2 separate regions of the Mus musculus genome follow, and region 1 is linked to region 2. Evidence: chromatin loops called from intact Hi-C (ENCODE). Cell type or tissue: left cerebral cortex. All regions are shown on one strand.

The links. A loop is a pair of places that touch in the nucleus more often than their neighbours do. Peaks named below come from ENCODE experiments on the same cell type or tissue, not always from the same donor. Only the 100,000 strongest peaks of a DNase experiment are listed, where the experiment ranks them.
Region 1: it touches region 2 in a loop (6-fold over the local background); 1 of 42 quality-filtered maps calls a loop at or near these places.

The regions. Positions count from the first base shown.
Region 1 is chr12:102,592,859-102,596,858 of GRCm38, forward strand. All of the region lies in intron 4 of Itpk1 (inositol 1,3,4-triphosphate 5/6 kinase), which reads right to left. Among named protein-coding and RNA genes, the nearest start is that of Chga, 40 kb to the left of the region's middle. In left cerebral cortex, CTCF peaks have their summits at 1,902 and 3,744 (motif pointing left); a DNase peak (open chromatin) is centred at 1,026; H3K27ac peaks cover 832 bases.
Region 2 is chr12:102,652,333-102,656,332 of GRCm38, forward strand. The region is part of intron 2 of Itpk1 (inositol 1,3,4-triphosphate 5/6 kinase); the gene reads right to left. Among named protein-coding and RNA genes, the nearest start is that of Mir1936, 31 kb to the right of the region's middle. In left cerebral cortex, a CTCF peak has its summit at 1,942; DNase peaks (open chromatin) are centred at 293, 892 and 1,525; H3K27ac peaks cover 1,716 bases.

The DNA.
Region 1 (4,000 bases), 59 kb before region 2:
CCCAGAGGTGTCACTTCCAGAGAACAGGCGACATCCAGCACTGGGCAGACCAGACCCTGCCTTCCAACTCTCAAGTACGCAAGAGAGCCTAGAGAGGAAGAGGGGCCAAGAAAGAAGGACATGCCCGCCTAGTGATGTCCCAGTTCCTTTATACTAATTTAGAGATGGCTACCCACACTCTGAACTGCAGACCTCTGGCTGCCTACCCTATGCCAACCCTGGGAAGGGAGGGGGTCACTGGGACCCCAGTTCCCTGCTCTGGCTCCTGTCGCCAGAGTCATTCCAGTATACCTGTGAAATCGCAGTGGACTAAAAACCATTACTGCTCGCTCGCATTTTGGGTTCATCCACCACCAGGAAAAGGATAGCCTCTGCTAGATTTGAGAGCCTGGGGTACAGCAGCAGATAAAACAGAGGTCAGGTATGCTGCTGGGACCTGGAAGGAAACAAAGCACCCGAGGGGAGTGCTGAGGTGGGGTGTGCAGGCGGCCAGCTTGAGAGGGAGTCGGCTGAGCATGAGGGGGAGCCCAGCATGAGGGGGAGCCAGCTGTGACCAGTCCAGCGGGTGAACACTGAACCACCTTGCTGAGAGGGATGGAGGATGGGATGAGGACCTGCAGCATCAGGGCAGGAGCTCTGGCGGGCCAGGACCTCAGTTCCCAAAGCTGCCCGTGGGGAGCCATGGGAAGCGCAGGGTGGCCTCACCAGCAGGGACAGGATAAAGGAATTTTGGGTAAGCCTGGGCTGGGAGCCGGAGCGGCTATTTCTGGCTCTTGGAGGAAGGGTACTGTTGTTGATTTATCTGTCATCTTATTTTTGGAAGGGAGTTGGGCTAAGTGGCTTTTTTTGGTGAGGTTGTCTTCCTCTGAGGGCTGAAAATCATCAACCCCTGAGAAACTCCGAGCCTCCCCGCTTCCCACTCTTCTACCTCACAACCAGCATGAGGCTGGGATCTCACACAGGAACGACCGCTGGCATCCAGGCCACACAGAGTATCCTGTGCACTCTGCAGGTAACCACAGGGCAGGAGCTGAACCACTCACCAGCTGGAACCTTTGAAAGGGGACCGAATGAGCTAAGCTGGGTTGTCAGGAGTCTGGCGTGCAGCCAGGACCCAGCGGAGGAGACACACTGAGGAGCAGACATGTTCTGAGTCACAGCCATTCCCTGGTCCATGTCCGGGCTCTTACTGGCTTTTCTCAGTCTATTTCTGTTTCCATCTTCACCGTTTTATTTTTTAATAAATGAATCTCCCTTTTTCTTCTCTGCTTTTACAGAACACCGGTACACATGCGATTCCCTATGACCTTGTATCCCTGGTTGCTTGACTGCTGAAATTTCCCCCCAACATGCAGTGACTGGGCTCCAACACAGGGGGGGGGGTGGTCCACGGGAATGGTCTTTTCTCTGGTTCCTCCACACTGTGTCCCCAAGGGATGGAAGCACTACACTGCAGCACCAGCAATGAATGACCGTGCCGTTATGAAAGGACAGGATGAGGAGTGTGGTGAGGAATATCCCATCTCTCTCTAGGATCGTTCACCAGGCCTGACTCAGGGTGAGGCTGGGACAGGTAGCCTTCTGGGGCTTGAGTCCTGCTCAGTAGTCTGGAGTGACAATACAGCACAGCTGCAGGAAGAGAAAATATGCGGTGACATGGATGACACGAAGCTAACCACTCTGGGGTAGTGGGCAGAGCCTGGTGGTCTGTCCTCACCCTTCTCTCTAGTGCGGAGAAGGCACACCAGGCTGTCAGGCCAGGTCAGGCTAGGGAGAACCAGCAGCTCCTATTCCCAGTCACCAGAACTCCCAGGAGAGATGGGCAGCCAAGGCGCAGCAGCCCAGGCTAGAACTCCCTGTTCAGACTCTCAATTCTAATTATACCCTGGATAGACCAGGGAGGGCGCCACAGGAGGCCACACGTGACCAGGCCTAGTGACCATGTCCGTTCTGGTCTATACAGACTCTGCAGGCTCAGTCGGAGCTGGGTAACTCCCTAGACTTCCCAGAGCTTGGGTTTCACAGAGTTCAGCACAACAGGCCATGCCTGTGGCTGCACCCAAGCAGGCTGGCGAGCACACAAATGAGCAACGCACCAGACTACGCTCCCACCTTCCCTGCTCTGAGGGGGGAATCCACAGGAAAAGTGGGTTCCCACAGGCTCGGTGGTGTGACAGCCAGGGTCTGTCAGAACTGGGTGCAGCTTTGCCATTTCTTTCTCCCAAGGTCCCTGAAGTATGGTAGGAAATGGTTTTCATTCAAAGGGGGCGATGAGGGAGGGGGGCGATGAGGGAGGGGGGCGATGAGGGAGGAGGGCAATGAGGGAGGGGCCCATGGTATTGTTAGCACATGACAGTAAGACACAGGATCAAGGTTCTCCCTGACTCCTCTGAAAACAAGCATTGACACGGAACCAGATCTTAGGTCCTCCTCTCTGTGTGTGTTGGACCCTAGGGACTCCTTCCTGGCCTGGGGAACTCTTGCTTGTCACTCAAGCCAATTCTCTTGCCTGGATGGCCTTGCCGGGCACCCCTTTCTGTTCACATGGGAGGAGAACCCTGCTGTTGTGCTTGCCCTAACCAAATGACGCACCCCACTGTCTGACTTGGCTAGGCTCTAACAGGTCAGAGGAGGACCCAGGACACCCAGGTCTGCATCCCAGTCCCACCCCTCACGATCAGCTCATTTGAAACTTTTACTTCTCCGTGCCTCAGTTTCCCTACAATGAGGTCAAGACAAAATCAGTACCCGCTCCTCCGCTCCGGCGTGGAGAGAACGCATTTAAATTATGAAAGAATTTAAATTACAAAAGGGACACAGATTCACCTCTTGCCATCTTTGCTTTAAACTCTTTCTGTTTGGTAAGAGATAAACTGTTAAAGGCATGGAACCTAGTCTACTACCTGGCTTGCAGGGCCTGTTGCCTCAGTGGGAGCTGAAGAGGTGCCCTAGTTCAAGTCCTGATAAGATCATACCAAGAACTGGTTGTAGTGTCATTATTGTGTGCTTGTGTGTTGTACCCATATACACACTGTACATGGAGTGGTGAAGGGGCAGTCATCGTGCCTTCCTCAATCACTTTCCATCTTTTTTTTTTTTTTTTTGAGACGGGGGTCTCTCTCTGAACCTGACTTGCCAGCAGGCTCCAGGGATCCATCTGTCTCTACTTCCTGCCCCCAGTACTGGAGTTAGGGCTGCACACTGCTGTGTCTGCTCTGATGTGGGTGCTGGGGGTCTGAACTTGGGTCCTCATGTTTCTGGAGCACACTGAGCCACTCCCCAGCCATGGCTGCTCTGGCACGGTCAGCCCAGGCTGCTGTGGGTCAAGCCGTCAGCGGGAGTGAGCCATGTTGGAGATGCTCAGCAGAAGGGATCAAATGCTGACTACACACCATAGTGCAGGGACAGGGTACAAGCTGGGCACTGAAATCTCTGTAGCTCGGGGCCAGGAGAGTGTGGAGAAGAAGCCATCTCTGGGACGAAGATTCCCCCAAAGTAAAATGTGGCAGTGGTGATGAGCATTGCCTGAGGCCCCAGAGCCAGTCCTGTCACTATCATCTGTGCCTCTAGCCAGGTCACCACACTTCTCTCTCTTATCTGGTCTCCCTCATCTGCAGATGGAACGCTTTTACACCATCTACCTCTTGGACTGCTAAAGGAACATACGAGGCTACACTCATGCAGGGCGTTTGAAAAGTTCAAGAGGGCAAGGTAGCCCTGTTCCAATGTGATAGCGCCCTCTAGAGGGCACCTGGAATGCCCCAGCCTCAGCTCACTCACACAGGATCATCTAGGCCTGCTCTCCTAGGACATCAGACAAGGCAGCCCCCGTGGTCCCAGGACTGGGACTGCATCCCAGCTGCCCCTAGGTGTTCCTGGAATTCACAATCAGGAAATTGCTCCCGGAGCCTGTCACACATAACCGTCTTCTCTCCCCAGTGTTCTACCCCAAACCTGCGGCTCCCTGGCATCTCACAAGTCTCAGCACTGCCTTGCTACC
Region 2 (4,000 bases):
TGCTGCCGGGACTCTGAATGCATTCAAGCACAGTCCGAGGACCTGCCTGGGCTCCTGTAGGTTCCTTAGTTCCTTCACGCAGTCAGAAAGGTGGCAGGTCATGGTACGGTGGCCAAATGAAGAATGCTGAGAGACAGTAAGCAAAAAAGGCATGAGAGGAAGCCCCCTCCGGAGGACCTGTGTGGGAGAAGTCAAGACGCTTTGATCAAAGAGCCCAGAAGGTGCTGAAGGAGACTCCAACGTCACCCAAGGCATTTTGGTCTCCTCATCAAAGTGGAAGTGCTGTGCCTGGTGTTAGACGGCGAGGCAGTCTGTGTTATCTCTCTGCCAGGGGGAAATGAGCAGTGAGCCAGTTACACCGATGACATCACCCCCTGGGGTATGACACCAGGTAGGTTCCCAGCAGTCTGCACACACAGGGACCGAAGACTTTCATCCCAGGACCTGACCTCCACACCAGTGGGCCCCATGCTTTCTGACTGCAAGTTTTTCTTGACAGAGAACCCAGCATGGAGACTGCAGAGCACAGACAGATCAAAAGCTGTCTGTTTTAAGAAAAGGGGTCAGGACACCCCAAGAATGGGTGCCTCCTCCAGGACCCACAGTGTGCTCGATAAGAGTCAAGGCTGAAAAACCACCATACTATCCCTTATTAATCCCCTAATCAATGAATTTAGAGAGCACTTGAGCCCACAGACTCCACAGCTTGTTGGCCAGCTGCAAAGCCAAGCAGCTCCCCGGTCCCTGCCACCACCCACACAGGGACACACTTCCATGTCCCTCTGTACAGAGAAGTGTCGAGAGTCACCACCACCCACTTCAAGAATTGTGTCACAAGAAATCCTACCACATCCCTACCACATCCCAGGCGGGAGAGCACCAGCCCCCTCACCCTTCTGTAGCCAGAACAAACGTGGGAGGAGCCTGCATCCTGGCAGGAGGATGCCACCAAAGAGGCAGCTGAGGGAGCAACAGAGTGCTGGGTGCCAGTCCCAGTTCTGCCCTTCACCGGCTCTGTAATCAAGCGAATCTTTCTGAACTTGGGTGTCCACAGCCAAAAGACAGGACAACCCACTGTCCTGAGGCCTTGTAGGACTGGTTTTGGGTTTATAGGAGGGATCTTTTTTTCAAGTGCTTTATAAAGCACTCCCAAATGTTAGCTATATTTACATTGATTTTTATTGCTGGATTCCCAGGAGCCGACTCGGCTTCTATTCAAGGCCTTTTGTGACTGATGCCAGGCACCCTCACAGGCTGGGCAGAGGGACAGGCTGCTGACCCCATGGCACTGTCAGACCCTGGACACTGAAAGGCCCAGGTCTCGTGAATTCCTGGCTCCCACCCCTACTCGGGGTGGGGGGGCAGTATCCAGATTAGATGTTCTATCTGTCCAGGTGGGGGTGACAGGGGTCCCTAGTAAGCACAGAGATGGCCTGAGAGAGACTCAGTGGGCTGGGGTACATCCCAAGTCTGACCCGACCTCCTGACTCAGTCTGCCCTGCCACAACCCTCCCCCGCAAACCAAGTCTCCCAGGACTGGTGACACAGGCAACGCCTGCTGACTTGGTCCCCTACTAAAAGCAATGCAAGCTGGGAAAGAGTCAGCTTCTAGACAGCAGGCCTGGGAACTTGGGAGGCAATGTGGAGGGAAACAACCAGAATGTGAGCCCATCTATCCCCATTGCTGTTCAAAACTGTCCTGAGGCAGGCAGGGCTGCTCAGACATGCAGCGGCATCCTTACCCGGGAGCAGAAAGAGACCCACACACACTCTGAGACCTCACTCTCCTGTGCGGGTGCAGAGACTCTGAGGGGAGCCCGGGGGCGTGCGGGGCTACCAATGTGAAATGTGTGCTCGGACCTTAAGAACCACACCCAGCTGAGAACCACGGCTGTAGCCTGTGCCTTCCCTTTGGCTGCACAGCAGTCAGAACCTACTGGTAACTTTAGGGTACAACAACATTGGGGTGCATTCCACAGAGCGGCACTCTACTAGTGCCCCCCGCCCCATGCTTCTTTAAATGTTCTTGGAGAGAAGCAGGCATGGAGGATTCTCAGGGCCGAGGAAGTGCTCTGTGGGACACTAAGATGGCTGGTGTGTGCAGCTACAGCTTGCCCATGCCCCACAGGCACAGCACCACCAGGAGTGCACACTGATGGCAGCCGAGGGATCCGAATGGCAATGATGTAGCCAAGAAGGTTCACCGACTGCAACTGCATTACTCCGGGAAGATTCTGGTAACCAGGGATGTACTCGGCAGGGGGATATAGCAATTGCATGATGTACTCTCTAATGCTGCTGTTTTGTTTTAAACCCCCCAGGTCAAAGATTGCAGATATAGAGTCCATAAAGACTCTATCAATCATGCATGAAGTCCTGCGTTCGGTCCCCAACACTACATAAAATACGTCTAGTGGTACACATCTATAAGCCCCAAGCTTGGGGGCTTCACTGTGCCCTACGTTACACCAGCCAGGTCCCTACGGAGCCTGAATTCCTCACTGGTGAACTGATAGCACACTTGTTGGCCCTAAACCACCCTGCAGCAGCAAGGGCCTAAAGGGACAGACAGAGCTGATGGGGGGTGGGGGGGGCAGAAATTCAAGGTCATCCTTGGCTAACAAGTAAATTGAAGGGTAGCCTGGGCTACAAAATATCTTGTCTTAAAAAAGAAAAATGAAGCTAAGTAAAAGCAATCTCCCAGGTAGTTGTAATCCTGATTGTGTGTGGACAGGACAATCAGGCTTCAGAGACAACTGGTGTAAAAACAAACAAACAAACACCCATCATGACCTCTGAGCTTGGCTAGGACTCAGCCGGGCCCAGGATAACGCAGGACACACAGCTTATGTACTCAGAGTGCCAGAGGAATGCAAGGCAACATTTGCTGCATGGAACGAAGCATCTAACTGCCGGCCTCAGCTCCTGCCCAAAACCACGCTGGGCTGGAGGCCGGACTGACATCACAAGAGGGGGACTTGTATTACCCACCAGGAAACAGAGCCAAAGTGGCAAAAGTCACTGGAACACACGGATCCCTTCATCCTGTAAAGACTGTCCATTTGCTCCAGAGCAGGCACCAGGCTGGAACACAGGCTGTGCCCCCTGACTGTCTGCTTAGAGCAAGAAGGATGCCTGGAGGCTGAGTCTGGAAGCAGGGAGAGGCCTTCCCAGCAAGCAGCCTCAGGAAGGAGGCGCCCATATTCTGATGGCGCCAGCCATGTGAGAACCACCAGTACAAACAAGACCGTTCGAGAATGGTCGTTTCAGATAACCCACCAGTTCAAACAGAAGACAGCACGCTCTGTCTCCAAGGACGGCCATGCCTTGACTCTATAAGCCTTTTACTGGAGTATGCACACGTGATAAGAACAGAACTCTGTTCAATTCCCAGCATCACAAGGAAACGAAGCGGTGCCTTTAAAAGAGAGAGGGAAAGTGAGAGCGTGTATGTAAGTGGACACCCAGGACCAAGACGGAGACACAAACATTTGCAGGCCCCTTGTGTTCCCACACAGCACCCTCTCCCCACGGTGCTCCGCCTCTGGCCTGCCTCTCACCTCCAGAGCACAGATCCACATGCCCTCGACCTTCCCCTACACGGAAGGTAGGCTTTGTACACTCGCTAACTTAGCATCTCTACTAGATTCAACTGCAAGACTCAGCTATGGCAGCAGACGGTTCACCCTCATGGATGTGTCCACTGCACTCTTCTGATTGGCATAAGCAAGTCTTTCCCCTGGAGGCAGACTCACAGGGTCAGATTGATCAAGCCACTCTTCCAAACCCCAATCAGCCCCTTACCCCGCTGGGCTCCCCTCCATCCCCAGCCCATACATCACGTGCATTCATTACCATTTCAGTCTCTTGCTCTGTAATCATGTGTGCTCCAGAAAGGTCCTTTGCTGCATTCCCTGGGCGGATGTAGCTTGGCCCGGGACAGATGCACCAGAAGCTCTGCCTAGCCAGAGGAACTCCTGCCCTCACATGTGCACACAAG